2 separate regions of the Homo sapiens genome follow, and region 1 is linked to region 2. The links are chromatin loops, found by intact Hi-C in ENCODE. Cell type or tissue: heart right ventricle. All regions are shown on one strand. Links, peaks and the distances in the headings refer to the core of each region. The heading gives the core; the rest is flanking DNA.

Region 1 (15,845 bases), core at 5,229-13,228, 73 kb before region 2:
ACCCCAATGGAAGGTAGCTTGGCTTTGAGATTGGTACAATGTATTTGGCCTTTATAGGTTGAATGTGACTTCTGTGTTTGTCAATTAACCCAGCCTGGTGATTTATCCAGGGCTAGACCAGATTTTGTATGCTGGTATTTTCCTACACAGTTCTAGTTTCCTTGGGTCTTTTGGCATGGAACCTGAAGGGGCTGAAGAAATCACGTGAGTATTTCTTTAATAGATTCGTTTCCTTACTTGTTGATAACTGCTCACTTTTCCTTAAATATCCTCTTATCTAGGGCCTTCTAGTCCCTGAGAGTACAGGGAAAATGTCAGATATGCAGAGATAAAGAAAATCTTATTCTTTTACTGGAATTTTTCAAACTTTAGTAAAACTGTAGAAATGTTTAAATTGCCTTCCAATTTCTGAAGGAAATTGGTTTCCTTTAACGCTTAACGAGATAAACTGCAATTCGATTCAAGTCATTTTTCTGCCTCTCCTTGTTGACAATCTGAGCTCCGTTTTTTTGGTTTCCTCCTGCTTTCTGATTGACTTCAAGATTGCATCTAATCTTTTTATTCTATCTTGCACGAATGCAGCCTGCAATGTGTTGTGACAAGGAGCCAGACCTCCTATTAGCATATATTTATACCTTGCCGCACGCAAAGTGGTGCTTGGGGATTATTAAACCAGGCTGGAGCTCTGAAGGGATATAAATGGCATCAGATTCGCCCCCTCCCCACAAAAAAGCCCTCCATCTCAACTGTCTATCCACGCGGAGATCTAATTGTTTGGGGAAAGGGACAAATGCGGGGAGCTGAAAGAACAGTTGTGGATGAAGTTACTGTGATGGAGGAATGATCAGATAATTGCAGGCATGGGAGACGCAAGTGATGCTCATTGTCCTCGAAGGGCCTGGAGACTCCTTGGAGGAATTTTAAGGCCACACTGTGAATCAGTAGATAATATGATCAAGTTAATCTGCTGATGAAGTACTGGAATGTGGACAGTTCTGGACAGACATCTGGGAATGAAGAGCTAGGTGAGAGGTGTTTATGATTTGTGGGATTCAGAATATGAATTCACAGTCCTAGATATCAGGGGATGAAGATGGGGACTAGGATTCCAAAACAGGGTCCCTTCTGAGATGACTTGAGGAAACAGGCAATATTGCTTCAGGTTCTAGTTGTTTTTCCAATAAATAGAAATCAACAGAGCAAAGCCTGAACAACATTGTAACACATGCCTGTGTTCTTTGGTGTTCCAGTTTCTTTCAGTGGGACTCTTGGGGCTCCCAGCTCCCAGGGTTTATGAATCACTAACCTCTATCGCCTATCAAAACTGGTGATCAACTGATATTAGTCATTCACACATGGGTTTGACCTAATTTCCACTCATGCTAACCATCCCACAGCACTTCTATTTTAAGCTTGTTTTCTCTAATTGCAGAAAGACTGGCTTTGTCTCCACTGAAAGAAATTTCCAGCATTAGTAAAAAGCAAAAGAGACAATTTGGGGGAAGGGAAGCCTTTTTAGTGATTTGTATGCTAGGGAATTGGTCCAGAAGAGAAAGTACTTTTCCTCTCTTGACTCTCTAGTAGGTCTCGTACCCCTAGGATGATGAGTCCCAGTGACTTTCTTGGGAATTGCTAAGTTTTGAGAAATTTTTCGTTATGACATAGTATCTCACAGCCTTGAATACATCTGCCTTTTCCAACTGTCTGCGAGCACTCACAGGGTAGGGATGGTGTCTCATTCATCTGTATTTTTCCATTGATCGTTGGTGTTCAATATACAGTTTTTGAGCTGCACGGCATAGGAAACACAGGTGTCACTATTCTACACCTTTACCTGTTTCAGCCTTTGTGATAGGAAGTCAGACCCAGGATGCCATTTGGGTTGTATGCGGGGAGTATATTGGGGTGGGCTTCACTTCACTTTGTTTATTTCTCCAGGTACTAGGAGTGGTGAGCTGACCCTCTCTGGGGTCCTCTCTAAGGGCCCAGGACAGCTGTCCTAGCCCGTGCCTGCTTTTCACTAGGCAGACTCCATTGCCATCTGTCTTTCTCTGCCCAGGTTGTACTTGCCCCTTATTTGGGGCTTTCCTTTCCACTCTGGTAAGATTAAGGATTAACTTAGGCAGAGGGAAGAGTCAGAGAAGAGCAAAGAAACTCCTTTAGGCTTGGCCTAATTAGGTCTGAGTCACTTAAGAAAAGGGAAACCACAGAGTGTTCAGAAATTACTACTTTGCTTTCCTTTGTATACGTCTCCCTTGGGGATGTCCTTTGGGGATCCCACGGGCTGCAAGGTATCTGGGCTAAAGTTGGATTTAGGAAAATGAAACACTTGATTTGACTATGGAAAATGCATGTTTCCAGGCAGGAGAGGAAAGATTAGGTAGGTAACTAGATAGGCTAGAGTTCTTTTGCTTATGAGTGTGTTTTGTGGAAATTACAAACTTGAAATGTGTGTGAGGAATAAGTAACAACCAATTTTACAGTCACGTTCAAACATCTAACTCCTTAGACATTTGGGAAGTGGTGTGGGGACTGATCAGAAGCTGCCGAGAAGACACTTAGATTCTTGTTCAGGGGAGGGATGTAGATATTGATAAATGTTAGACATCGTTAGGAAAAATGAGCATAATATAAGTATAGGTTAAAGAGTTAGGGCAACCACCACAACAATAACTATAGAATTATGACATTTAAATCAGCAGAATAAAATGGAGACTATTTAAAGAAAACCAAGAAAGAGAAAAGAAAGAAATAAAAGGAAAACATGGCAAATAGCACTAAATAAGATAGCAAAGTGTCAAAGTAACAGTAATTATAGTAGATACAAGTGAGTTAATGTGAACAACCAACAGACAGAAAGAGTTTTTAGACCCATGATCTGGACAGATGTTATTTATAAGAACCATAAATTTTAAATACAAAAGGATATAGACCGATTGAAAATAAAGGAATGGAAAAAAATACACCAGTTATGTCTGAAGCAAAGAAATCATAGGTAGCACTTAATATCAGAGCAGATAGAATTTAAGGTGAAAAACCTAATAAGGGACAAGAAACATTACATGTTGGAGATATGACACCATCATCATGAACATATGTGCTGCTAACAGATCTCAAAATATCAAAAGCAACAACTGACTTAAGAGAAAAAAATAGATCAATACTTATGGTTAGAATAAAAACAAACCTTTTTGGAAAATGAAAAAGCAAATATATAAAATATATCTGAAAAGAGATCAAACAAATACATAAAATATGTGATTTTCAGGCCTGTGTAGGTATAAGTAAAAGAGGAAGTTTAATTCAAAGGCTCAGCTTCATCTAGACTATGTTCTTTGAATATGGTGTGATAAAACTAGAAATTAATGACAAAAATGAAAGCTAACTAAATAAACAATGTGAATGTGGTAAACTAAAAATTATATCTAAAAATTTCCTAAGGTTTTATATATAAAGACGATTTCAAAAAATGTGTTTTCAGTATGAGGCCTGTGTCACTTCATATGTCTTTTCGTCCAGTGTCTGGTGAATTCATTTTGTGGTATAGCAGGTAGGAGGCTCTGTAATGAACCAAAGAATACCAACTGAACATAAAGAAATCCTCTCTCCTATTTAAACCTAACTTCTATAGTTTGTGGAAAATTTTTGGAAAATATGACAAAATAGAGAATATAAGGCAGCTCCCTGACTGAAGGTGATTTCTCTGAACTTTGGCACAATGATTGGGAATATAGAGCAACTGGAGCCGCATCCTTACCTGGGAGTCTGATCTTCAGAGCAGCCTCCTGAGTGCCATGATGTGCACGACAGATACCATGGAGAACATGGAGGTGTCAAGAGGAAGAGAATAGTTCATAGGTTTACGCGGCACATTCTAAAGCCCATTTAAGAGAACCCAGGAAAAAGAGCAGGGCTAGAATTACAGGTATTTTGCTTTGCAGAGGATCACTGATGTCGTCTATGTTTGCCTCTAGTCTGGTGTGGCCAGGGTAAGTGTGAGTTACTTATTGATTTAAAACCTTTTTACCTGGGAAATGAGGGGTAATTACAATTGTTGGCTTAATAGGTATGGTGGGTTGGGTTTCCTAGGAAGCCAACACAGAGATGGAGATAAGCATGAAGGAGGTTTATTAGAGAGTGCCCTTGGGGTCAACATTTGTAGAAGGAAACGGAAGGAAGAGAAGTAAGCAGGATTGGTCAGAGGCAGAAGCTGGGCTGTGATGAAGCCTTTGCAGAGCAGATACATTACGGAAAGTTTTGAAGTTGGGGTAACCCTTTAGAGTGGTCTGGAGTTACGGTGGGAAAGCTGGGACTTTATACCCCACTACTACCACTACTACTAGTCATTAAATGGGCTCTGTGCCAGCAAGGGTGCATCGGCTTGAGTGAGGTGGCTCTTTTCAGCCAAGGCAATCCAAACAGGGATAATAAGCAGTAGTAAGTCCTTCATTCCTGAGGGAGGACATGGATGCCATATCACAGTGTCTGTTATAGTAGTACAATTTGATACACATTTTCTTCCAAACTAATTTTTGCATTTAAGAAAGTGAAGGGTTGGAAGAAAGTGCTAGGCTTAGTAGGCAGTTGAGGGTGAAATCCTTCCCAGCCTAGCACTTGCTGTTGCTATGTGCCCGCTTTGAGAGAAATGGCTCTATGAACGTGAATGGAAAGAACTGTGCTTTATAAAGGTGTAGCACAGGGAGTTCTAACAGTTTTTCCAAGGACCATCTTGTCTGAACAGGACACTAGGAGTGGGAGTATCCTTCCTAATTTTTTTTCCATGTGTAAAGGGAAAGCATGAAGTAAACCATAAATGTTTCAGGTACTACATGTTTCTTTGTCAAATCCTACATATTTGTTTTGAAAAGAATTTAAGAATCTTAATGAACACCCTTGAACTTGTTTTTCACCTGAGGCTAGTCAAGGGTAATTCACAGGTGAGAAGAGAGAGCTTGTGGCTCTCTAAAGAGCTTATGGCTAATTCTACTTCCTACACCTTCTCCCTACCTCCTCCTTTCCTCTTAAACAGGAGAACTGCAGGGGAGGGAAGGAAGAGGGGAGGCCACATGTGAGACCGACAGAGGTGTTGGCAGGAGGAGGACAGCATGGTAGGGGACTCTTCATAGATCTTCCAAATGGCTGGTGGAAGCTGTCTACGTCTTTGATCCTTCTTGGGCTGCCTTCTTGGTGGAATTTTTATCTACTTGTGTGTAGCTAAGATGTGTAGAGCTAAAATGGACAGACCCCAGCAGTTAGAGCAGCCTCCCAGTGTGGGCAGAGCATCTCCTCAGAGAGCAGGGATTAAGCACAGCGGTGTTGGTGTCAAAATCAGACCGTCAAAGTTCAAAGACCAGCTTCATTTCCTGCTGGTCACGTGGTCTTGGACCAGGGATTTAACCTCTCTGAGTCTTAGTTTTCTTATCTGTAAAATGGGGCTGATAACATTACCTCATAGATCTGTTGTTGAGAATGGAATGAATTAACCCTGTAAAATCACTTAGAACATAATAAGTACTTGATAAATACTAGCTATTATTTAGACTATGGGGCCATGTTCCCTGTCCCCTGGGTTTCCTACCTTGACAGATAACTTTAGTATCACACACCAAGCTCCTCTACACCGAAATCTCCCACTCAGGATTGAGGGTCAGAATTTCTGTAGCCAGTATTTTCTCTACCCATCATCTAAGCAAGTGTACAGAGATGCCATGTATTCTTATTTCCTGCATACTGTATTTATATTCTAACACACATAATTTCCCATTTAATAGTCTTCATACACAATTACCTGTCCTCATAAAGACTATTTCTACTCCTGAACTACAGATGGAGTCATTCCAAAGCCTTACAGATAGAAAGGTGGGATCCGTTGCCAAGCATAGATTTTTTTCCTAAATCTCTCCCTGTCTCATCTTACTGTCTTGGAAGATAAATTTTTAGTTTAAACAAGAGGCAGGGAGTAGAGGCAGGCCCCTACTAAATTTTAAATTCTAGACTAAATTTTGCCCTCCAACATTTTTTATAGTCCCTTATGCCATTTTTTCCTCTCCTGGTCTCTCTCCTGGTCCTTCTTATTCTCCTTCAAGGGAAAAGAGCCAAGATGGAGGGCAGCCTGGGAGACTAAAGAACAGGATCCATTTTCATAGACTTAGAAGTAGAACAGGATGAAAGACTAAAACAAACACGGAGCCACAGATTTTGACTTCCTTTGCCTGGAAGCATTGAAACTGAGGAAATGTACAAAAATATAATTTTGTACTTGTGCTATCAATTGTTTATATTATTTAGAGATATCATTTATTTAATTAGCCTATAGAGTTTTTTCACTGCAAAATATAAATGTTTTGTGCCAACCACCATCTTAAGCACTGGGGATACCGCTGTGAGTGAACAAAAATAGAAGCTCAAGAAGAGGTCAAAGCTCTTATGAAGTTTATATAAAAGTGAGAGGAGACGATAAGTAGATAAACAAATACGTATTATGTTGGGTGATGATAAGAAGGAAAAATAACGCAGGGTGTGAGATAAATAGATAAGAAAAATGAAATAAATAGGAAAAAGAAGGAAAAATAAAGCTGGGCGAGAAAACAGAAAAGGACAGTTGAAAGGGGGTATGTGCTATTTTGGGTGGGGTGTTCTGGGCAGGCCGCTTTGTGTTGAGCTGGGACCTTAACACAAAAAAGTGTTTTTCTTGTCATTGTCACCAGATGAGATTTGATGTAAAATACCTGGAATTTCCTTGAGAACAAGATTTTCCCCCATATATACCTTGATCACATCCATAGTAAAGTTGTTACATTCAGCGTGGCATTCTATGTTGATGATTGTCACAACTTTAGAAACTTTCTCTTTTCTATATTTCATTCATTCATTCATTCATATATTCATTTCTATATTTCATTCTTTGTCTCATCCTGTGAAAGGGTAAAACGTAGGAACTGGGGCCAAAACTGACTCATTATTCTGAATGTTCTTAAGTCTGGGAGCGGAGATTTACTGTCTAAAGCTTTTGCATTTGTTTGAAAAATCCATGTCTTTATTTCTTTATCTTTTTTTCTCTATCTTTTTTAAATGATAAGATTGAAAAGTGCAGTAAGAGTTCTGAGCCAATTTGGTGGCATTGGAAATAGTAGTTCCAGTGACTTTTATGGATTTTCTTGTTTTATCTTTGTGTTCCAGGGTGTTCCATAGATCTGGGGTTTGACTCATCCTTCAGACTTACTTCCCTCCGGTGGCTACTTTAACACCGAAAATCCCCATACCTTTCCATCAAAGTCTCTGTAAGGGAGACAGAGGACCTGCTGAGTTGTATTTTTATGATGAATTTTCTTTGTATTATATGTTTATATTCATTAATCCTGGAATCCTTACTATGTTGTTCTCCAACATCCTAAATACATACAACTTAAGGCTACATAATTTTTTCTGCTGTGATAGTCATACATCAATGATAGAAGGAACACAATCATTTGGGAATGGATGGGCCTTTTAGACTTGCAGTCCAGACTTCAGTTTTATCTCTGGAGCAGGCAGCATGCCCAGTTTATGCTGTACTTTGTTTCTAGGTTTTGTTACCTTGGCTAATGTATTTTCAGTGGGTGAAATAGCTTGTGCTCTACCTTCTTGCATAGAATATTGGTTCCAGGGGTAGAGAACAGGGAGAACATGCTTTATTTTTCTCTGCCTCCTCTGACCTTAGCTCCAAGCTCCCACAACTTCCAGGGATGCCTTGAAAACCAATTTCACTTCTAAACATGTATTGAGAGCCGAATCTCTGCTAGGTTTATAGTGGGAGAAGGGGGAGAGCAGCATAAAGATATCTGTGGAATGCAGAGATGTGAGGAGAAAAAAAGTGGCAGGAGCAGGAGAGAAGGCAAGGGACAGTGAAGCAGCAGAAAAGAAGGTGAAATCAGTTTCTGTTATATTCCCCAAATATATTTGAGGAAGATGATTCTTGAAGAGAATAAATACTTGTGGTGATGGAGGCTGTGGTAGAGGGGGTGGTAAGTGTGAAGATGCAGGGGGAGGAGATGGTGCTGGAGGTGGAGATGGAGGTGGAGGTGGAGGTAAAGGATGTAGTGGGGGGATGGAGGAAGTAGCATAGGAGGTTATGGAGGTGGGACAAGTGATAGAGGTGGAGCTAGGGATGGTGGAGGGGGTGGAAAAGATGGTAGTAGGAGTGGTGGAGGTGGAAGTAGTAGAGCTGGTGGTGGAGGTTATGGTTGGGTGAAGGTGATGGAGATGGTGAAGAAGGTGGTGAAGGTGGTGGAGGAATTGGTGGTGAATCCAAGGTGGAGGGAGAAGAGTTGGTTGGGGCGATGGAGGGAGAAGAGTTGGTTGGGGCGATGGAGGGAGAAGAGTTGGTTGGGGCGATGGAGGGAGAAGAGTTGGTTGGGGCGATGGAGGGAGAAGAGTTGGTTGGGGCGATGGAGGTAGAAGAGTTGGTTGGGGCGATGGAGGGAGAAGAGTTGGTTGGGGCGATGGAGGTAGAAGAGTTGGTTGGGGCGATGGAGGTAGAAGAGTTGGTTGGGGCGATGGAGGTAGAAGAGTTGGTTGGGGCGATGGAGGTAGAAGAGTTGGTTGGGGCGATGGAGGTAGAAGAGTTGGTTGGGGCGATGGAGGTAGAAGAGTTGGTTGGGGCGATGGAGGTAGAAGAGTTGGTTGGGGCGATGGAGGTAGAAGAGTTGGTTGGGGCGATGGAGGTAGAAGAGTTGGTTGGGGCGATGGAGGTAGAAGAGTTGGTTGGGGCGATGGAGGTAGAAGAGTTGGTTGGGGCGATGGAGGTAGAAGAGTTGGTTGGGGCGATGGAGGTAGAAGAGTTGGTTGGGGCGATGGAGGGAGAAGAGTTGGTTGGGGCGATGGAGGTAGAAGAGTTGGTTGGGGCGATGGAGGTAATAGAGGTAGTGAATGTCGTGGCTAAGAAGGTGAAAGAGGTAGTGGAGGTGGGTGGGAAGGTGGCTGAGATAGTAGAGGAGGTTGAGGTGGTAGAAGTAAGATAGTGGCGGAGGTGGCCGGGGAGATGTATTTGAGGTGATGGAGAAGGTTGTGGAGTGAGTGTAAGTGGAGATGGAAATACCTGTAGTGATAGCCCAAAGTGATAGGGTTTGTGGAGTCATCTACAAATATAAATATCCACTCTTAAGTCAGAGTGAAACAAGTGCACCAGCACGCGGGAGAACAAGCAGCCATATGTACTACTTAAAACAATTTTCTGCTTAGGACTTTCAGATATTTTTCTCACTAGTTTAATGCATTTTTGCCTTGAATCTAAAATTGTTTTTGTTTTCTTAGATGAGTCAGAGAGCAGTTGATGCCCATTCATTCTCACTGTAAATGCTTTCTATCCGCCAGACTGGACCAAGCATGGGCAATCAAAAATGAAAGAGACTTAGTTTCTGTCTTTGTTGAAGACACAGACCCATAAGTGATAATTATAACACAGTGACGTTAAATGCAATGACGGAGATGTAAACAGCTATGGAGGATGATAGACAACCAAGGTGGGGAGTGTTAGGGACAGAGGAAACTTACTGGAACAGGTAATACCTTAAGGATGAGAGAACTGGGGATTAGTTGGGTGAAGGGGAAGATGAGCATTATAGGCAAAAGTAGGAAGTAGGAAACAGTTTACAGTAAACATGTAGCACAGTAACTAGTTCTCTAACTTTAACTTTTCCTGCTGTCTGCCGGGTATGTTCAGTTCCTTGCATGATTTTGGAATTTAGAATCAGATTTGAAAGCATTCATGGTTGCAAAAAGTAAATTGTAAGTGTGCAGTCAGGGTCTTTTAGTGCTTTTTTTTTTTTTTTTTTTTGAGATGGAGTCTTGCTTTGTTGCCCAGGCTGGAGTGCAATGGCGCTGTCTCGGCTCACTGCAACCTCTGCCTCCTGGGTTCAAGTGGTTCTCCTGCCTCAGCCTCCCGAGTAGCTGGACTACAGTCTCGTGCCACCACACCCAGCTAATTTTTGTGTTTTTAGTAGAGATGGGGTTTCGCCACATTGGCCAGGCTGGTCTCGAACTCCTGACCTCGTGATCGGCCCGCCTTGGCCTCCCAAAGTGCTAGGATTACAGGCATGAGCCATTGTGCCTGGCTGATCTTTTGGTACTTAATGGTGAGATGTTCAAAAGTATAGACAATAAGGGAGAATCTCACAGTTGGTGCCACCAAATTCTTTAAACTCACCCGTTCTTGTAGCTAGAGAAGTGAGTGGGAAGACAGTTCAAAAGGATAGACAATAAAGGTGAATCTCACAGTTGGTGCCACCAAATTCTTTAACCTCACCCATTCTCGTAACTAAAGTGAGTGGGAAGATAGAATCTGAATAATTTTTCCTATCAGTGGAAGCAAGACAAACAGTATTTAAGCTGGGATGGGTGGGTGGGTATGCAGTATCTGTGCAGAAGATGAGTTGCTCACTCAGAGAAGACCTGATATTCAAGGAAAAGTCAGCCAAAAACGTGAGTCACTCATTAGCCTCTTTAAAAGGTGGAACATGCTAAGGCGGGGAAGGTAAACAGACTCTTGCTATGTTGGATTAAGATGTACCCTTAGATATAACTCTTCTCTGGAAATGAAAAAAATTCTCTAAAAAATATAGCACACATATCCTTGACCCAATTAAAATATAGCATTTCAAAAAGGAAGCAGATAGCACATGGTTTGTCAAATAAATGACTCAATAGAAACGCATGAAATATATTTGAATAGAGATTGCCAAATGTTGTTTTTTAAATAAGGAACTCATTAAAGTCTATGAAACAGACTTCAGAAATTGATTTCCTGGAGTGAATACCACAAATGATTCTCCAGAGCCCACGAAGAGGAAGTTTTCTAACCTATTTCTCTGGACCACAAGTTGTCCTGCAAAGGGTGAGAAGAGAGGGATGTCACTGTTTTTCTAGTTCGTGGTGCCTCCATGGTGAACTGAGATGCTCAGGGAGGCTAGATAGTGGCTTGATGCTGTTTATGCAGAATTTCCAACTCAGAGAAGGCCTCCCACCTCCATCTGGAAGACTTAGTATCTTTGCCCACCTACCTTTGAAAGCAGGATATGGATTGCACAGGAGAAAATATTGGAAATTGACCACTGAACCACATATTTAAATTCATTCCTGGCTCTTTCTTTCCAAATAGCAATTGAGTTTGATTATTGTGATTCGGCCATCTGCATCTCATGTTTATAATTGTCCACACTGCCACTGTCTGAGATTTTCTCAATTAATATTATTAAGGGGTGGATATGTGATTTTCTGGATGGTTCAATTTACTCTTCTGTCTTGTTTTGATAAGAAAGTGGCTACCTGCAAGCACTAAGGGGCTTTTATCGGCATTTCGAATTTTTGCTTGTGAGCAAATAACAGGAGAACAGAAATACTCTCCTGGTTGCCTTTCAGAGACAGAATTCTGTTTAATTTGCAAAACCATTTATAAATTCTCAGTATTAACTCAGCCTTTCTTGCCTGCCTTACAAAAGCAGCTCTTAAGAGATAAAGTGTTTGGGACCCAGTGGGAAAGATTCCAAGCTCATACTGCCAAATCTCCTGAGTTATCCTGACTCCTATCTGAGATTTGGGGATTTTTCTGTAAGAAGGAGGAGTGTGGGATTGGCCCCCCTCTGGAACATAGATGAGAGAGTAAATTGACTTGTCTGTTTTTCAAAGATAATTGTGGGTTGTGAAACTAAGCTAAGTAGGTAGCAAAATCCTACGCAGATTACAAAAGAGATTTTCCATCTCTGCATTACCACACGTAATTTTAGGCCCTGAAGCAATGTCTGGTGGGCCAGTTGAACGTGCTAGGGCAATTGTCTAATGACTCTGACAGAAGTGGTGGCTGGGATTAGATCATGAGTGATAGATTCCTAGAACTGGAAGGGACTTTAAAGATTTTCTAGGCAAACCCTTTTGCTTTCCAGTTGAGGAAACTGAGGCCCAGAGAAGCTTAGCTATTTCAAGTGGTTACCATGGTAATCCTGATTGCTAGCACTGTGCTTTGATGTGGGGTGACCCTCAACTAGACCTCAAATAATGGCTCTGCTGCCTTCACTGTGGATGTTCCCCAGAACACATGTCATGGGTGACACTGGGACTCCTCACAGCTAGTCCTGCTACTCAAAGATCACAAAGCATCTTGCTCTCATTTGTTTTGGCCACACCTCAGCTAAGGGGGCAATATTTTCTCTATTAATGGACTCACAATATGTGGCTCTGCCAGTAGTCAGAGGGATTCTCAGTGGGGACTTGGAGAGATGGGCCTGCACTTGTGCCTTCCATCCCAAACTCCCTCTTTCCCTGGGATTCTTTCTCAAGCTGAGTGAAAGAGCATCTTGGCTCTGGGATTTCTCCTTTGCTGAAAGGTTGAAAACACTGGTGGAGGTCTTGGTCAAGTTAGGCAAATTCTCTGCACTTTTGTTTCTTATCTGTAAAATAGGAAAAATAATAATTCACGAGGCTTGTTGCCAAACATAGTCCTGAGTGCAAGGAAGGCAGCTGATAAATGTTTATTCTCTCCTTTGCCTTTTATAATAAAATATCTGAATATTGCTGGTTTCTGATTAGTCTAAAGAAAGTTATTTAGTTTTGTCTATTTATGAAGATAATACCTCTTCCTTGTAGAAAATGAAACAATGCTGAAAATCGTGAAATCCCCTGAACAGTTACTATCTAGAGATAACTCTTCATACTTTTGCAACATTCTTTCAGTCATCTTTCTACGCATCTTTGTTTATATTTGTGTTCAAATCTATAATTTTACATAAAATGAAATCATAGTAGAAACACTCTTTTGCAATCTACCTTGTTCACTCAAGAGGTCAGTTCAAAGAAAGCACTAATAGATATTTTCTGCCAGATGTTTGTCTCCGCTGTAGGACAGAATGAACAACACAATCTCATCTCACAGATTGAAACTTCACTAAGACCTATTTGGCACTCTTCTCTCCAAATGTCCCTTTCCTCTATCTCCTCACTAGAGAGAGAATATGTCACTGGACATATACAATGCAATTTCTGGAGTGTGCGAAAGATTTGCCAACCAGGGAAGTTTTCTGCTTTTATTTACCCTAACAAAAGCCAGGATAAATAAATGATGTCTACTCTATAGTCTCTCCTGCATAGTCCTTTGAATCCCCTTTGTTGGATCCTTTTTTTATTTTCTGTGGGACAAACCTCCAGGGAAGGCACAGATTTTTGTGTACTGTAGCTCACTGGGTCTTACTGACCTGTAGCTATGGGTGGTCATTGTTTTGTTTAGACTGATCTTCTTGGCGGCCTAGTGTCTCATCCTTGTCAGACAGATTGACATTAGCGATGCTCTATCCTTCGCCTGCCTCTCAGTTTTGTCCATATCCCCTGTCTCTTCGGAACTGTGATAGTGGTGATATAAGTGATGATTTAGCACTAAGCATTAGAAAGGCATGCAGACTGATTCTGCCAAGAATTATAATCTGTTGCTGCTATCAGCTCATTCCTATGAATGCCCATTAGTAGAAAGTAGAGCTAATTGAAAGTCTGGGTATTGGGAGCCTTGGATCATAATGAGCAGATGAAAAACTTCAGTATTATAACCTCGTGTAGGGATATCACACTTCCATGCAAATGGTTCTCATCCATGAAGGAAGGATGTTAAAATTCATGTGGTCCCAGCTCACATATATATCACCAGTATGATGTGAAGGAAGGCCTGCCTATCTCTCCTTCCTTCCTTCCTTCTCTTTCTTCTTTCTTTTTTTCCTTCTTTCTTTTCTTTCTTTCTTTTCCTTCCTTCCTTCCTTCCTTCCTTCCTTCCTTCCTTCCTTCCATCCATCCATCCATCTTGCTCTGTTGCCCAGGCTAGAGTGCAGTGGCACAATCATGGCTGACTGCAACCTCAACCTCTCAGGCTCAAGTGATCCTCCTGCCTCAGCCTCCCAAGTAGCTGGGACCACAGGTACATGCCACCATGCCTGGCTAATTTTTAAATTTTTTTGTAGAGACAGGGTCTCACTATGTTGCCCAGGCTGGTCTCAAAATCCTGGGCTCAAGTGGTCCTTCTACCTCAGCCTCCCAAAGTGCTGAGATTACAGGCATGAGCCACCTCATCTGGCCTCCTTTCTTATGCTTTGAGATCCTGGATCCTGTGATTATTGTTTTCAATTTAAAAACAGCAGTTTCAGGGTGTTTTCTGTTTTGTCATATTTGGGCCAGACTATCTCCCAGAGTCTACAAGTTTACATTTCTTCACAGCCTCCGCTCTCCATACCACAGGAATCTGTGCCGATTCATTCATGCCAGATGTATTGAGGTGTTTTTTTCTTAGGCAGCTTTCATCTAGGAAGAGGTGGGCTGGATACACCCACTCGTTTCCCACCATCTCCAGAAGGAGCAGCTTTAACTATGACTCAGTGATGCAGGGCTTCTGACCACAACCTAAAAATGAAAGGCCCTATCACCAATCTTATCTGCTCATCAAAAAACAGACGGTGGTGATATGCAGTCAAGCTTGCTGGTACTTCCAATGCCTGCCCTGAGAAGGTTCTGCCATGGAGATGAAGACACGCTGGAGCCACAGGAGTGGTTCTGGAACATCTAACCTTCTTGTGCAAAGTTTCTATCATAACTTGAGATTAGACATGCTCTTATTAGGAAAGTTGGTAAGTTGGAAGGAAATATAATATTCTTAAGTTAGAACATTTCTGAGCTTCTCTTCCAAAAGAAAACTTCTAATTTATGTGGCATCTGTGAGTGTGCGTTTTCTCCTTCACTGATTATTTTACGATTTCTCCCATACACTGAGAATCACTGCAGAAGGTGCTCTGGGGCAGCTGGAAAGGAAGTATAAGGAAAGACCCTTGCTTTGGAAATTCTGAAGGAAAATGAAATATGCTTTCCATATGTTTGTATCTGTATGTGTTTCTAAGTAGACAACCTAGAACTTCTAGTTCTAAACTCTAAAGAAAGTCCGTATCTGGCTGGGCGCGGTGGCTCACGCCTGTAATCCCAGCACTTTGGGAGGCTGAGGCAGGCGGATCACGAGGTCAGGAGTTCGAGACTATCCTGGCCGTGCCACTACACACACATCCAGCCAGGGCGATAGAGCGACACTCAGTCTCAAAACAAAAAACAAAAAAAAAGAAAAAAAGAAAGTCCATGTCTAACTTGAATCTATGATTAAAAAATTGATGCTTATAAATTTTAAATGTAATTAAATGTAATCATCTGTAAAGCAAGCTGGATTTGACTGGGGTAAGTTTGAATTTTAGTTGTGCTCTCTCCACCTCTAGTTTAGTAGATGGGCCAAAAAGAGGTTGTCGGCTGGGCATGGTGGCTCATGCTTGTAATCCCAGCACTTTGGGAGGACGAGGTGGGTGGATATCACTTGAGGTCAGGAGTTTGAGACCAGTCTGGCCAACATGGTGTAACTCCGTCTCTACTGAAAATATAAAAATTAGCCAGGCGTGGTGGCAGGCACCTGTGATCCCAGCTACTTGGGAGGCTGAGGCAGGACAATTGCTTAAACCCGGGGGGCAGAAGTTGCAGTGAGCCAAGATGATGCCACTGCACTCCAGCCTGGGCGATAGAGCAAGACTCAGTCTCAAAAAAAAAGGTTACCCAGGGTCAAGGAGAAGAGAGCCAGTTTTTTCCTGCAAATGTGCACAGAAGTTACTTTGTGTGCTAGATGATTTCCATTTGCCTCTCCAGTCCACTCTCCATTCTCACCCACTCATGGGCTGTATCAGTGGCTACCTTGCCCTCTGTCATCTAGTAGGTTTGACAAAAGAGGCATCTACAGGTACAGGAGGACAGGCAGAGTGGAAGGTCAGGATATCGATTCTGCCAGTTCCCTTCCTGCTGTGTTGCTGTGAGTT
Region 2 (15,845 bases), core at 2,677-10,676:
GTACAATTCTGTTTTCTTCCTCCTTACCACTCTCCTTCCCATGCCCCTGTGGTCAGGATGGCCATCCCATCCCACCTCCCTAACCCTGTCAAACAAGGCACTGAAAATGCCATTTTTGCCTTTTCATTGTGATTCCTTTGTGAAAAGAAATGGGAGCAACCACTGGATACAGTGCCATCCAGAGATGTCCATCATCTTCTGGCTCAAATGGAAAAACCACAGCTATATCATTGTTCAGGCTTGGTACATATTTACCCAGCTTCTCAGACACCTGAGAACTCATGTAACTCAACATTTGTAAAATTGTCATTTGTTCAGGTAAGGTTTTCCTCTCTACTCATTTAAACCTTTGCTTTCTGAAAAACATCACTGAGAGAGATGGCTGGACATGTGATAGTAATAGCTTTGTGGGGCAAGCAGGTAAGTTTACATCCCTTTCTCCCTTTCTGGGAAATTGAAGGATGCCAGACAAAAAGTCCCTCTAGTTGTCATTATTATATACTTAAAATAAGCTGGGTTCAGGCTCTCTCACAAAATGCTAGTTCTTGGACTGAAGCCAAACATGTAAATTTCAGTTCAAATAAATGCTAAATAGGAAAAGCAAAGGGGTCAGCCCTGGAGGCTCCCCTGTAGGCCACCGGTGGCCCCTTGCTCTGGCTTGCCTTCTTTTCTTCCACATCAGCAGGCCTATTTTCCTGGAGATCTGCCTTGACTTGGTGAGCAAGGCTCAACACAGTGAGTCTCTTGCTTGTTCAAGGGGGAAGGGAATCTGCCTTGCCATCCATAGAAAAGCTAATGAGCTGAGGTGACACCGGGCCTTGAATTCAGACCTCCTGTAATGCTTTGCTTGCCTGATGCTGCTGTAACATATTTTTATATTACTCCATAATAGGGAGACAGTGAAATACAGATCCTGCCAGGCTGAGTTGCTCCCACTGCTTCTCCAGCCACTCAGCAGGGATTGAGATGCTTTGCATCAGGGGTGATAGAACATTTTGACTCTACTGTGGAGGTTGGCCTCGGGCCAAAGGAGGAGCTGCTGCTTCTTTGTATTTCTCAATGAAAAGCAGGCACTCTGGTGTAGCAGGTTCCAGCCTTGTTAGGATGCCAGGGTCTATTCCTTACTTCTGGGTCTGGATTTGAGCAAGTTGCTCTCCCCACTTGTACAAGGCTTGTGCAGGAAACTGGGGGTGGTGGGGGACAGGAGCAGGAGGGAGAAGGCAGTGATACTTTTTATTTCCAGAATGCTATTGCCATGCTCTAGCCTTTCCTGGTATCTGAGGAAACACAACTTATGTCAGGAATCTAATGCCTCCCAGGGACTCCAGGCAATGACCTACTAGGGTGAATACTACTAGTTCATCATCACTGCCCAGCTCTCCTAAAGAAGAATACTCTTGTAGAAGATACTATTGGATTATTGGTCCAGTTGATTGTGAATCTTAAAGATTTGCAATCTCAACAGTTTAAATTAGAAGTTTAAGAAAATGGGAATCTATGATTAACATGACTCAACGTAGAAGGAGAAAACTTCCTTTAGCAGCAGGATGGGTAAAAGGCAAGGTCTTAGCAGAATGATAACCTGGGTGTCTGTCTCCTGTTGATGTCATTGACAGGCCCCACTGAGCAGTAGTTTTAGACTTCTGTATTTTAGGTCTGGCTGGCCATTCTAATTGTGTGAAGTTATTTGGTTGGCATTCAGAATCATCTTCTATGGAGTTATGAAACCCACTAGAGAGGCAGGAAAAGGGCTCCTGAGCTGAGGGAGCAGAGGGCCCAGCCCTACTTTGCCTGATCCTGCCCACCGGCTCTTCTCGGTGAACTTCCAAGATGCCCTCCATGTAGGTCCTCAGGGATAAGCTCCATGACCTCCTGCTCACTCCCATCACCTTTCACCTTTGGCTTTGGACTAGGTGCAGGAAAGAGAAGCACAAATAATAATTTCTGACAGGATATAAACTTGCTGGTAGGGAAGAAGAATGAAGAATCAGGAGAAATAGAAAGTGCTCACTGTGTGGGTAATTATGTAGGATCTGCCAATCTTGTAGGTGGGTGTTGGAGCTGAGGAGGAAGAGGGTCTTAGGTATTGTTATGGAAATCCTGTGTCTCCTCTAGATAAGGGTGGTTGAACACCAATTGAGAATGTCAGCTGAGAAAAGTTTCTAGAAAGCATCCTCATTCGTTTAGTCCTTCCTTCAGCAAAATTATAGTAGATACTTTTATGAACAAGGCCGGGGTTAACAAGACATAAAATACCAGGTTAAAGACTATCTGGTCATCATAAGTACATGATCTATTGAATGACTTAAGGCTCTCCTCCATGTGTCTTCCCCCTTGAGAGTTACTTTTTGAATTTAGTCCCAAAAAAGCATTGTCTCTTGTGAGGAAATGGTCTATATCCTTTTTTTTTTTTTTTTTTTTTTTCCAGATTTGAGAACTGTGTAACTTATGTTTCTATTTTTTTCCAAGGTTCTAGTTTGCATACCACAGAAATCGATTCTGGCTATTGCAGTCAGAAAAGAGGAATTTGTGGCAGGGTGTGGCGGCTCATGCCTGTAATCCCAGCACTTTGGGGATTACAGGCCCTTGAGGCCAAGGCAGGCAGATAGCCTGAGGTCAGGAGTTCGAGACCAGTCTGGCCAATATGGTGAAACCCCTTCTCTACTAAAAGTACAAAAAAATTAGCCGGGTGTGGTGGCATGCGTCGGTAATCCCAGCTACCCGGGAGGCTAAGGCAGGGGAATTGCTTGAACCAGGGAGAGATTGCAGTGAGCCAAGATCGCACCACTGCACTCCAGCCTGGGCGATAGAGTGAGACTTGATCTAAAAAAAAAAAAAAAGAAAAAGAAAAGAGGAATTTGTTGAAAGGATGATTCAGGACCAAGCTGTACCACTGACTAGCTCAGGGGCAGTGGACAAGTCATTTATCCTTTTCAAATTTCACTTTACACCTTACCATTCCAGCCCTACCTGAAAGTCCCCTGTCCAAGGCCCTTGGAAGAGCAAGGGACAGTGAGGCAGGAGAAGACCAAGAGTTGAATATAGGCCTGGCCCATAATGTGAACATAAGTATTCACTTTCTCTGATGTTCAACAATTCATCTATTCAATCATTTATTCATTGGGTTGTCAGATAGTCTACTATGTGCAAAATAATCTATTTTGGCATTACATGCAAAATAATCTGTTACAGCTTTAAAATATATCTGGAACTTTTTAGATTATTTCAAGCCTTATTCTGAATAAATGTTTGTTACTTCTAGTTCTATAAGTGAGGAAATGTTTATGGCAAAGACTTTTGGCACTTTGTTTTCAAGGTGGTGTTATCTTTTGCATTCTTTGTAAATGACTTTTTTTTTCTGCCAAATAATAACTGGTTAACAAACACATGTTCATATTTATTGATTAAAATGTTGTTACTTAATTCCTTAAAAAAAAACAAACAAACCCAAAAGCCTCCCAAAGTTTGCTTTACCTGCCATTCAAGGAATGTTGCACAATCAGAGCGAGGCTCACAAAATAGATGGAATGCTCAAAAACCAAGCCTGGGAAGCACATAGGAACCAAGAGAGTTCTGGATAGTGAGGTCACAGGAACTGGTTCTCTTGCTGCTGGGCCAGGTTGAGTAAGACGTGCAATTGCCTTCATGATGTTGGGTCACTCTACATTCAAGTCCTGGAAAAGTTTCTGATTAGCCAAAGGCTTCAGTTTGGAAAGCTAGTCCCTTTCGATGTCTTAGAGGGAGTACCAGCCACTCTCAAGATTAATGGGGTAGTCTTCAAAAGGAATATCGGTGGGCAGATGTTGGATAACAACAAAAATGGATGTCCGGAAATGCAGAGTAAAGCTGTTGCTCAAAAATAAAAACAATATCCACCCTTGTAAGGAGTGTATGTGCTCTTTCTGCCTTTTCTTGGTTCTGATTTTTTTCTTCCTTTCCCTTTAATTACCCTTATTGTATTGCATTCCTTGAATGGCAGGTAATGTGAGATTTGGAAAGGATAAATGACTTGCTTGATGTCTCTGAGCTAGTAAGTAGTACAGCCAGGTTTTGAATGTATATCTTTTCACTTTAATTTCAGTTGTCTTGTCTTTCCCTCTGTATTGATGCAATACAAAGTGGAGAGTGACAAATATCAAGAAAGTTACAAGAAAACTGCTCTACTTGATCTAAAGAGGAGTATTTCTTCAGGTTTGAAGACATTTGTTGGTCTAAGTAATTAACAATAAATATGTTTTCTTTGCTAAAGGGAGAGTGCATCCACTCTCTTTTGTAAACCAGCTAACCCACCAGCAGGGAATGTCCTATCATTACCAGGAAGGTGCCATGAATAAGAAGAGTGGTTTCTTCAGTATTTTTTTCCCTGGTGAGTTCTGAGGATCTTAGGTCTATGTTCAGGCTATTCCTCTCTTTTGAAAAGACCTATCCTATCATCCAAATGCATCAGAATTTAATTTTCTTGCCTTTATAAAAAGTGTTTTCTGGGGGAAACTACATTTTTTTTTATAAAAAATTTGGATAATACAAAAATAAAATATAATGAAAACAAAAGTACACTCAGAACTCCACTGTTATATTTTACATGTATGTGTACATATTTTCTTTTTTGAAAATTGAGATTATATGATATCCTTCTTTTACATGACATAATTTTGTGAGCTCATGACACATGAAACTTTTGATACTTGGATTCTTAATAACTATTTACTTTGCACTTATTTGGGCTCACAACTGTGCATCAAAACCCCTTCCTGTCCTCCAGGAACTACCTTCTCCACTTTTAGTCTATGTAGGGAGGAGGAAGGGCAAGAAGCCAGGAATCAAGAAATCAAGAGAGCAACCCTGCGAACCATGACTTCAAAGTGATGATTCTTGTCCTACGTTAAAGATACCAAGGAGTCCAAAACACTTCTTTCTCTATTTTTTGAAGAGTATGAACATGTGACTTAGTTTTTGCATGGAACCATATCTAAAGCAACACAGTTCTGCAGAGTACAGCTAATTTTTTTTTAAAGAATTCATTATTTACAACAGTCTCTTCATTAAACAGGATCCAATTCCTAAGCCACATGGGCAGATCTCACTTGTCTCCTCTTTTCCGTCCTCCAGCCTCTGGAAGCCACAGTGAACCATCTAGGTCACTTATCAACCCACAGCTCCCTGCTTTCTTTTCCCTTCCCTCCTCTGTTATTTCTTTTATTGTTTGGGCCACTTCGCGTCTTTTCTAGAAAGTAAGAATACTTCCTCTTTAGGAGGGGTAGGAAGAGTTAAATTGTGGACATTTAGCATTCTCCTCAAATAGCAGGGGGAGAGAGATGCTGTGGACACTTACCCCATCATCTTTTATAGCCCTTTTCCGTGTCTTGCATCTCTGTTCCCCTGAAGTGACCGGCACTGGCACGACCACCTGGAAGGACCTGGGGGAAATTCTTCCTGAATAGAAGTGACCCTGAGAAACCAGGCAGCAAGGCTGATTCTGGGCCATGGCCCCAGGCTACGCATGGGCCAGCTTGGGCTGGGAGGACAACAGCAGCGGTTGTTCCTGAGTTGCCCTCCATGCCTTTTCACATCACCCCACCATCCACCCCAGGGGTAGCCTCCAAAAAGGGACTGAGATCACATTCCCCTGCCAAAGCACGGAAGCTCTGTCCTCTTGGGTAACAGGCCCCAGGACTGTGGACTGGCAGGAGATGGGTGTGGGATTAAGGAGAATGAGGTTGGTCTCTGAGTTTACATCCTAGATCTCTTTGCAGGGTTCTGCTTTCCTTGAGAGTTAGAAAAGAGCCAGAGCATATATGTGAGAAGCAAAATGGCTGGAAAGCTGTGGGCCTTGAGTATTTATTTATTCATCCCAGATTCTTTCAATATACATTCACAAGAGGGTGAGGGTGATACCTAGGTGTTCAGGCTCTAGAGTCGAGCAGACCTAAATTTGAAGCCTGTTTCCGCCACCGATGAACTAGGCAAGCAACTTTACCCCTTTAGACCCCAGCTTTTTTATGGGTAAACTTGGGCAACCTCCTCAGCAGATTATTATGAGGATTAAGAGAAAATTGAAAAGTGCATGTGGAGCATTAGTTCAGTGCCCGCTACATTGGTCTTGACGGGTGGCTGGTATTACTGTTCTTGAAAACGTCCTCCAAGAAGGCTGTGACGGAAACAAGGCTAAGTCAGATACAGATCCTGCCCAAGGTAGCTTATGATGGGCAATCCTAACACCAGAAATGATGGGAGCCAGGAGAGAAGATTAGGACGAAAGGGGCATGAAACAAACAGAATCAAAGGTTCAAAAAAGGATCGGCAGAAAGGATTGTTTAACATGGTGGGGCTGAAAGTGAAAGCTGAATTGAACAGAATATAACAGTGGGGTCTGACAGAGCCTGGGCATAGTGTCTAAAGGTGGGAAAGAGGAGCAACAGGATACATTAAAAGCACAGTAGGTGAGCAGACTCGTCACCGGGTTGACAAGAGTGAGAAGGTAAGCAAAGGAGAAAGCAGACTGGGATCGATAAATAAGCAACAAACGTAGTGATAAAGACGACCCTACCAGTCCAGACACTAAGAGGCAGCCTGTCACAGAGGCTGGAATTGGGCTTGCAGTTTAAGATCACAAAAAGAAAAATGTATGCAGATGTTTGCAGATTTTTCTGATGCTTTGATCGTTTTCCTATCACAACACTCAGAAATCCATCCTGGATTTATCCTCAGGAAAGACATCTGAGAGCCCCTCTCACGCCTTGTCACTGCCTTGGAAGATTTCATAGTCAAGTTCTCAGAGATGGGATAAGTGGTTAAGAGAGTGATCAGCACAAGTTGCTGAGTTCTGGAGACCCTGATTGGAGCAGATGCCGGCTGCGTGAACTATGTCTAGACATGGAAATTGTGCTCTTAATCTCTCAATCCTGCTTTCTCTACATTCTCTGACAACGCGCCTGTTTCTGTAAACATTCTCACCACGGGAGTGGAGCTGGAAACACATGTGCAATCAGCAGCCACAGCAGCTACAAAGGGGGTTATGAAATCCGCGCAAAAATAGCCTGCTTGCCCCATAGGCATGCAAAGCAGCCAACTAGCCAGGGAGAACGTGTCAGGCGGCAGATTTCGCTCAGTGTTTCAAGAGGCTTCCAGTGACCTGTCATACTTAGGGGCAAAGGAGCTTAGTGCTGGACAGAAACACCCGGAGGGGCTCTGGGCCTGCGGACAGAGCCTCCTGTGCAGCTGTGAGCGACAAGACCTCCTCCCAGGGAGGCAGTACAACTTCCAAGAGATGCCAGCCTCCTGTCCTACCTGCCCCGCAACTCCTCAGCCCTGGTTTAAACTTTTACTTGAGCCGGGCACGGTGGCTCATACCTGTAATCCCAGCACTTTGGGAGGCCAAGGCGGGAGGATCACTTGAGGCCAGGAGTTTGAGACTGGCCTGGGCAACATGCTGAGACCTCGTCTCTACCAAAAAATACAAAAATTAGCCAGGTATGGTGGCACAGGCCTGTAGTCCTAGCTGCTCAGGAGGCTGAGGCGGGAGGATTGCTTGAGCCCAGGAGTTCCAGACTGAACCCTGGATGACAGAGAGTGAGGCCTTGTTTCTGAAAAAACTTCTATTTGAGTTAAAACTTTGAGGTCACGTAATGTTACTGGAGGCAAGAATCTAAAAAGCCTGGCTCCTGCCCTTGGAACTTAATGCATCAGCTGGCTGGCCCTTTGCAGGGTTGGGATGGTGCATCTCTATAGAGTGAGGGAGTGGGAGGGAAAAGCACTTTGGCTGGGATGCTGGGCGCAGGGCTGGCAGATATGTGTTCACCATCTGCAAGGTGAAGGGGTGAGAAATGAGACTTGCTGTGAACAGGGGGGTGCACTGGGTGTCTTCTTTCACCTCCAGCTCCTCCTGCTGCATGACGTTTAGCCCAGTCACTTTGGGCCTCTTGCTTCAGCTTCACTACTGAGTGGGAAGGTGCTCTCTCCCCTGTATTTCACTCCTAAAGAAAGAGGAAAGGATCACCAGTCAGGTGACTGGCCATCACCTCGTCACGTGTCCTTGAAGTTGGAATCTCAGTCAACTCAGAGAAATGATTACATTACTGAGTGCCGTCGCAGAGGTCCTGGGGATATTTTTGTCAATAGAGCCCTTTGTGACTGAAGAGACAGGGTGGGTCATCTACATTCTGTTGGGGAAGACCATGGGGCTAGAAGTCAGCAGATCCAGGCTCTGAGCCAGCTCTGTCGGGTTACTTTCTGTGTTACTGAATGTCTCTGCTTTCCTCAGTTGAACAAAGCAAAGATCTGTAGCCCAAGAAAGGCCACTGGGCAATTGTAATGGCTAGGCTAGGGCAACAGAATGTGCTGAGGGCAGCGTGGAAATGGTGGCCAAGGCACTAAAGACCAGCTTTCTCTTTCATGGGAGCCTGAAATGAACCCTCTGCCACCTCCCTTCCCCACCCATAGATTCCTTTCCCATTTACAGGCAGCTAGGTTGGCCTTGGCCTGGACTGGGTTTCTGTTTTGTCAAACTAACAGGTTTCTGCTGGGAGGAGGGCACTGGCGGAAGTAGCATAACTTATCTTTGGTTTAGGGGTGGAACTTCGGTTGTTTCTCCAGGCACGTCATGTCTTGGCTTGGACCATCCCTTGCTAAAGCACTGTGCTTCACATCCTTTTACGGGAAGTACACGACCTTCCATCTCCCCGCAGGTGTGGGCTGGACCCACAGGACCCAGGCAAAGCCTTTTAGGTGGGTATCCTATTCAGAGGGCCAGCCAGGGACCCCATTGGCCTATTCCTCATAGTCCACACCTGTTTCCAAGGGGCCTCTTTGAACTCAATGACTTTCACTCTTTCTTTTGGAGTCATTTTAGGACAAAGGGAAATGAAATCCTGGTCCTTCAGTGACTTGAGCCATATCTTAAAATTGGGGTTGGGAGGGAACAGAATGGCTCCCCCAAGTCCTGCTCTGGGAGTCAGTTGTTGCCTAGGCTGGGACTCTGAGCTAGTACCCATCATACACAGCATTCCGATTTCTCCCTGTAGCATCCTGAATCTGTATATGCTTTGGGAGCCTGGGGTGGGGAGAGGCCAACCCCTGTCCCTCCATCACACTGTACTTCAGAGAAACCTGTGGAAGATAAAACTACCATTGTGGCTCCTTCCAAGGAGCTTTGGTAAAAAGGAAAGGTATCTGTTTCTGTAGGGATAACACTGAAGTGGAGTGTTGGAAACTCATGTTTCCAGAAAGCTTGAAGGTTTTGACCACCCCAGATGCTTTCTTCATGTTTCACACCAGGCAGCTTGGGCGTGGAGAGCTGCCTCCACCAACTTGGCTGAGAAGCCCTGGCAGCTGCTCAGGCTGAAAATAGTAGGTGCTTCGCATTTTCATCGCAGCCTGAGCAGGGCCTCACGTACACACACCTTGGCACGCAAATGTGGGCGCAGAGATTGTTCCAGGCATCGGGGCCGTGTTCACACATGGCTGTGAGGTGAAGCTGGAAATAGGCTCTGGTAGCCAAGGAAGCAAAGGAGCTGAGGGCCTCTACCATGTGGGGCTGCCATCTCCTTCCTGCAAGCAGCACGGAAAAGGACCTGCCTGAGCCTCAGTGGCCAAGTGTCTTCACCCCTGTAGCCCAGGACAGGCTTTAGAAAAAATGAAAAACAGGTTCATGATGGTTATTTTATGCAAAACCTTTGGAATTCTTCCTTTATCTCCAAATACAAATATTTAAAGTGTTTAAATCACTACAAGAAAATAAAAATCTAAAAGCAATCTGTTAAATAGACTGGGGATGTTGGTAGGGAAAGCAATAGGATCTCCTCTCTGCTCTTGGTGCTTGGGGCACCTCTCTCTTGCTTTTCTCTCACTTCTTGGCTGCCATTTCCCAGGGCCCTGTCCTGGGCTCATCCTGGCATTGATCAATGGCTCTGAAAACATAGGACAACGTAGCTTCAGATATTTAAAGCAGGTATAAGATGTGCCGGAGAGTATCTACAGCATCCATCTCTCTCTCTCTCTCTTTCTCTCTCTCTCTCTCTATCTCCATCCATCCATCTACCCATCCACCTCTTCCTCCCTGTATACTTTCCTTGAGAAAATAGACTCTATTAGAAAGTTGATTTCGTGCAATGCTCTAAGACAGTTATTTTTTATTTATTTTCATTTTCCCCATCATGTTCCTCAGCCAGGAGTTTCAGTGAGCTAGTCGAAAGTGCACCAGCCTTGATGAGAGATGGGCTTAGCTTTGAATCCAGGCATGCTATATGTAGCTGCAGAGTGTTGGATAATTCACCTAAATTCTCTGAACTTTGTAAACTGAGAGTAACTACTTTGCAAGCCTTCTGTGAGGTCCCAGGGGGACAGTGTGTACAAAGCACCAGGAACATATTAGCACCCAGTGAGAGGTGACTGCACCATTTCCTTCATGTTGTAGCATTTTTGAGACTCCTAGTGAAAAGAAAACATCACAGATGTACAGAGAAAGGACTGGCCCAGGCACAGCACACACCATCAGCTCATCATGCCCAACCAGTTTGACCTTGGGTCACTAGCAAAATGCCTCTGTAGAAGGGTGCATGTGGAATGGAGCTGGGCTACGGTGCCATTCACTTCTTATGCCTTTTTTTTTTTTTTTTTTTTTTTTTTTTTTTTTTTTTGGTGAGATGGAGTCTGGCTCTGTCACCCAGGCTGGAGTACAGTGGCGTGATCTTGGCTCACTGCAACCACCGCCTCCCGGGTTCAAATGATTCTCCTGCCTCAGCCTCCCAAGTAGTTGGAATTACAGGCACCCACCACCACGCCTGGCTAATTTTTGTATTTTTAGTAGAGATGGGGTTTCACCACGTTGGCCAGACTGGTCTTGAACTCCTGACCTTAGGTGATTCACCTGCCTGAGCCTCCCAAAGTGCTGGGATTATAGGCATGAGCCACCGCTCCCAGCCTCTTATGCCAATTTAAGTCTGCTTGCAAATAGAAGTGGGACTAAATATATAATACAAACTTAGCTAGAGTCCAAAATTGGAGTAGAAGTTGTTGAAACAGTTTCCTTCATGTAATTGTTATAAACAAAGTATAACAAAGCTATTCATTGCCCACTTTCTGCAGGGTGTATCAACCATTTTAAATCTGCCCTCAAAAGCACAGAACAAATCAGACAGCATTTTGCTCACAGAGGAGAGGGTGTATGAGAACCAAATTCCAGCTTCAGCACATGGCCTTGGGTAAGTCATTTGCTTTCTCTACACCTTAGCTTTCTCATCTGTAAAATAAGAATGGTGATATGATAGTAGTAATAATTCTACAGGCCACATGTGTCTCATACCATTATAATAACGATCAACCGAAGTCATGTATTTTAAAGCCTTCAGGAAACTGTGAGTGTAAGGCATGGTTATCTCACCTTGCAGGAAGGTCTTGAATCCATTCCAATAGCCTTTATTGGATGAGTGGTTTCTGGTGTTGATTTGTGTGCTTGAAAACATGTAGAAAAAGGCTGTGGGCAACATTTCTATCAGGGGTTGTGAGGTGATCGTAGGCAGGTTGCTTCTCAAGGGCAGATGATGTAAGGATGAGAGGGCCAACTATGATATCAGGGGATAGACTCAGGATTCCTCCAGGCCTCGATAACTTTAATCCTCTCTACCTTTGTCCTCCCTCCCCTCAATATGCGGCAGTCTCTGTCCCTTGCATGAACACAGGCTCCCTCCTCTTGGTTACTTTCCCCATTTATTAACTTCCTGATCTCTTGAACAAGGTGTCTGCAGCAGTCTGTGTTCACCAGATGTTCTATGTGGTGTATTGTTTGGGTGAGGCCGTGGAACTCATTCTAGCAGATGAACCATGAGCAGGGGTGATATGTGTGGCTTCCACACTGGGGCAATAAAGAACCAATGTCTTACTTCCCTTGTTCTTGCTTCCTCTGCCATGTGCCCCCAAAGGTACAGCTACAAGATGGAGGAAGCTATTTGACCTGCATCAGACTTTACGTGAACAAAAGGTAAGCCTTTATCATGTGAAACCACTGAGATTTGAGGATTTATTCTGGGATTGCCACATAGTTTGGCCTGTCCTGACAATAAGCGGGACATGCCTTGCTGCTTCACTCCCCCTCACCCCACCTGCTCCTCCAATTTGTGTAATCTTGTGTCTGCCCTCACTGCTTGGAGAAACGGCTACCCTCAAAATTTACCAGTGACCTCATCCTTATTTAGCTACAGACTGCTGAGTTGCCTCATTCACTTAAACTCTTCTTTCTCTCTTAATCTTTTACTTCATTATTTTAAGCTTAATAAAAAGTAATCCATTCTCACTTTAAGGAAATCTCCCCTTACCTTCCCAATTATTTATCTGCTTTTTGTTCTGTTTCCTTTTCTCTTACCTCAAAAGGCAGGTTTCCCCCCAAAGATCTGCCTCTGGCTCTCCTCTCTTCTCATCTCCCCACTCCCCCAGGTGCTTCCATATGCTCCTGTGTGCTCCAGCGGTTGGCTCGTTTGCACAAGGCGGCATTCCTCACTCTCAGCTCCAGCCTAACGTTTCCAGCCTCTCTAGATGTCTGCCTGGGTCTGCAGCCCACTTTTGGAGATGACTGTTCAGAACTAGACTTATCATCCTTTCTCCTTTTTTCCTTCTTCTTCCTACTGTGCTCCCTTTTACTTACTGTCCATGGCACTGTTATCAAATTTCACCCAGGCTTGACCCCTACATTTTCTTTTTGACTTGGTCTTTTCCATTCTACCACTCCCTTATCTAATCAGTTATTGAGTGCAGTGGATTCTTTCACCTGGTCCCTTCTCTGTATCTCCATTACTATTACACTACTTGTATGTATGTAATGGCATTGGGAGGAGACTAGAAAGACACATGCTGGACTGTTGACCATGGTTAGTTCTGGGGAAGAAAATCCATGGGAGTGGGTGGAGACGATGGGGGCCTTCATGCTTGAAAATGTGTTATTCTGTACTTTTAACATACTTTCTAGCAATAGATTCACATATTAACTGCATAATACAAAGGCAACTTTAAAAAATAAGAATGGGCTGCCTGTGATGTAGTGAAGACTTCGTAACTGGAAATCTTGGAACAAAAGTTAGATGACTTAGCATTAGGGATGTCACAGATGTTGTAGAGGGGATTCCCGTATCGAATGGTAAACTAGAAGTTATCTTCTGCATCAGTTAGGATTAGATTCAGTGGTGAGTGATGGAACTCCAAAATAACACAGGCTTAAACAACATGGAAGTTGTCTCTGAAGTAAGAGTCCAGAAGGTAATCAACCCAGGGTTTGTGAGAGCCCTCCACGATTCTCAGAGATTTCTTCCCTCTTGCCACTCCATTCCACTCATGTCATGGGTTCCACCTCATAGTTTAATCAACTTGCTAAAGCTTCAGCCATCGTGTTTGCATTCCATTTAGCATGACAGGCAAATTTGTACATGCCCTCTCCCTTTCAGGCCACTTTCTAGAAGTGGCTACTTCTACTTTTACTCCTTTGGCCAGAACCTAGTTACACAGAAACACCGAGCTTCTCAAGAGGCTGGGATATGCTTTAGTCTATGTGGCCATGTGCCCAGCTACAAACTGGCGATTCTATTACCAAGGAAATAGGGGAAAATGAATACTGGGGAGCAATTCATGTTCTCTGCCAATGTTTTAACCTTGTGATTTTAAAATTAATAATAGCTGCTACTTACCGAGCTACCCTATGGACTAAGCCCTGGGCTAAGTGCTTCATGTGTTATCTTGTTTAATGCTCACCTGTCTGTGAGTACTGACGGGTGCAGCCATATCCCAGGCCTGGCCGCAGCCACAGGGGAAGATGGGAAACTCAGTACAGATGGAGTATCCCTAACTCGAATATTCAAAATCCAAAATGCTCTAATGAGTGTTTCCTTTGAGCTTTATGTCAACACTCCAAAATTTTAGAATTTTTCAGCATTTTGAATTTTGAATTTTTAAATTAGGGGTAGTAAACTTGGTGCAAATATTCCAAAATTCCAAAAAGAAGTCCAAAATCTGAAACACTTCTGGTCCCAAGCATTTCAGATACACTACTCAACTCGTACCTAGTATATTTGTTCCCAGTGAGGAAAAGCTGTCCTCATTCCCACCAAAACTCCTAAGGTGGGAATTTTCCATACTTGGAAAGGGGTTTAAATGCTGGCATATGACCACCCCACCATTCAGTTTCTGTATTGCCCTCATTTTAGGTTTAAAAAACTTGAGAAATGGAATTTGAACTGGATTATTTTCAAAGGTTTTGAAATATTTGGTTCTCCTTCTATCCTTTTCTTGTTAGAAATTCCTTTGAAAGCAATAGCATACTAATCCCTGGCCTCCATAACAGGGTCACTTGGTAGGCATGATAATGCCTCCTCCCGACAAGGTTTCCATGTCCTAGTCCCTGGAACCTGGGAATATGTTACCGTATATGCTTAGCAAAAAGAACTTTGTAGATGTGTTTGAATTAAGCATCTTGAGATGGGAGAGAATCCTGGATTAGCTAGTTGGGCCCCATGGAATCACTGGGTCCTTACCAGGGAAAGAGGGAGGCAGGAAAGTGAGAGTCAGAGAGGGCAGCATGGTGACTGGAAGTGGAAGTTGGGGTGATGCCATTGCAGACTGGAATGAACCTGGGAATGTGGCAGCCTCTAGGGCTGGAAACAGCAAGGATTGGGGCTTCTCTCCTAGTGCCTCCAGGAGCAGTGTGGCCCTAGTGGTCCCTTCCTTTTAGCCCAGCGAAAGCCATTGTGGAGTTCTGACTTCCACAACTGTGAGATAATAAATTCATGTTGTTTTTAAGCCTTGAAGTTTCTAGTAAATTGTTACAGCAACAATAGGAAACTAACACAGGGCACAAGTTAAAATGCCTCCAAGGTCCAGAATGTACCATAAATGAGTAAAGTAAGCTATGGGTAAAAAACATTTTTAAAAACATACAATCCTTTTAGTCTCTTTCATTTGTGCATTTTTGACAGAGCCATGAGTCCAAAGTTTTGATGTTCCTCCTAACTTTGTAAGAAAAATGATAATAGCGGTAAATGGTGATGGACACATGACTTCAGTGGTAGGTAGAGAGAGGTGGGGACTAGGGGGAAGTGGAAAGTGAGTCAGCTGCTAAGGACGAGGAAGCTGCAGCCAATTGTTACCTTGTAGAATTTGGATTTGGTGTTTCCAGTGTTTCTAATTTAATTGTAGCACAGTATCTTTTGTTGTCTTGCAAATGAAGAGTTCAGACAAAATCTATCTAGCAGTCTTACAAGTGAAGAGTTCAAACAAAATATATCTTCAGGCAGTGGCTTGCTGTCCTTGGCTATAAAACAATATCATCTCCCACCTGTTCTTGTCACCACCTTAGGATGTTTTCCAATGGAGATTTTCTTTCTTTTCTTTTCCCTTCCCTTCTCTTTCCTTCTTCCTTTCCTTCCTCCTCTCCTTTCCTTTTTCTTTCCTTTCTCCCCTCCCCTCCTTCCCTCCCTCCCTCTCTCCCTTCCTTCCTTCCTTCTTTTTGTAATGTTTTGTGCATGGAGTAGCAGGCATTTTTCTCTTGCAGCCACCGTTGTTCCCCTCCCATCCAGACACACATGACTGCATCATGAGGCTGATTTCATTTTTATCAGCATTCTCTTTCTCTCTCTCTCTTTAAACCATTTTACAAAGCATAAGCAGAAAGACTTCAGAAAGTCAGATTTCAAAAGTGGTGCACTGCCTAAAAAGTTCTCTACACTTCTTATGCTCTTTCCTTGCTAGGACAATATTCAAAGAGCTCTATAAGCATTCAATGAGTCTGTGAACAAGTATTTATTGAGCATCTAGGAGGAATAGGGCTATACAGAATGCTATGAGGACTACAAAAGGTAGAAGACAGCAAA

The links. Hi-C counts contacts between places; a loop is a spot of excess contacts. Peaks named below come from ENCODE experiments on the same cell type or tissue, not always from the same donor. Only the 100,000 strongest peaks of a DNase experiment are listed, where the experiment ranks them.
Region 1: a loop joins it to region 2, with 1.9 times the contacts of the local background. A loop is called at or near these places in 3 of 110 quality-filtered maps.

Annotation. Positions count from the first base shown.
Region 1 is chr14:34,198,272-34,214,116 of GRCh38, reverse strand. LOC102724945 (a long non-coding RNA gene) reads left to right here and starts at 10,389. Exons shown (of 9, transcript XR_001750942.2): 1 at 10,389-10,458. In heart right ventricle, for the core only: no CTCF peak of the experiment used is centred there; no DNase peak of the experiment used is centred there.
Region 2 is chr14:34,122,382-34,138,226 of GRCh38, reverse strand. LOC102724945 (a long non-coding RNA gene) reads left to right here. Exons shown (of 9, transcript XR_001750942.2): 3 at 11,083-11,198; 4 at 11,916-11,974. Among named protein-coding and RNA genes, the nearest start is that of EGLN3-AS1, 90 kb to the right of the region's middle. In heart right ventricle, for the core only: no CTCF peak of the experiment used is centred there; DNase peaks (open chromatin) are centred at 7,036 and 9,406; H3K27ac peaks cover 3,113 bases.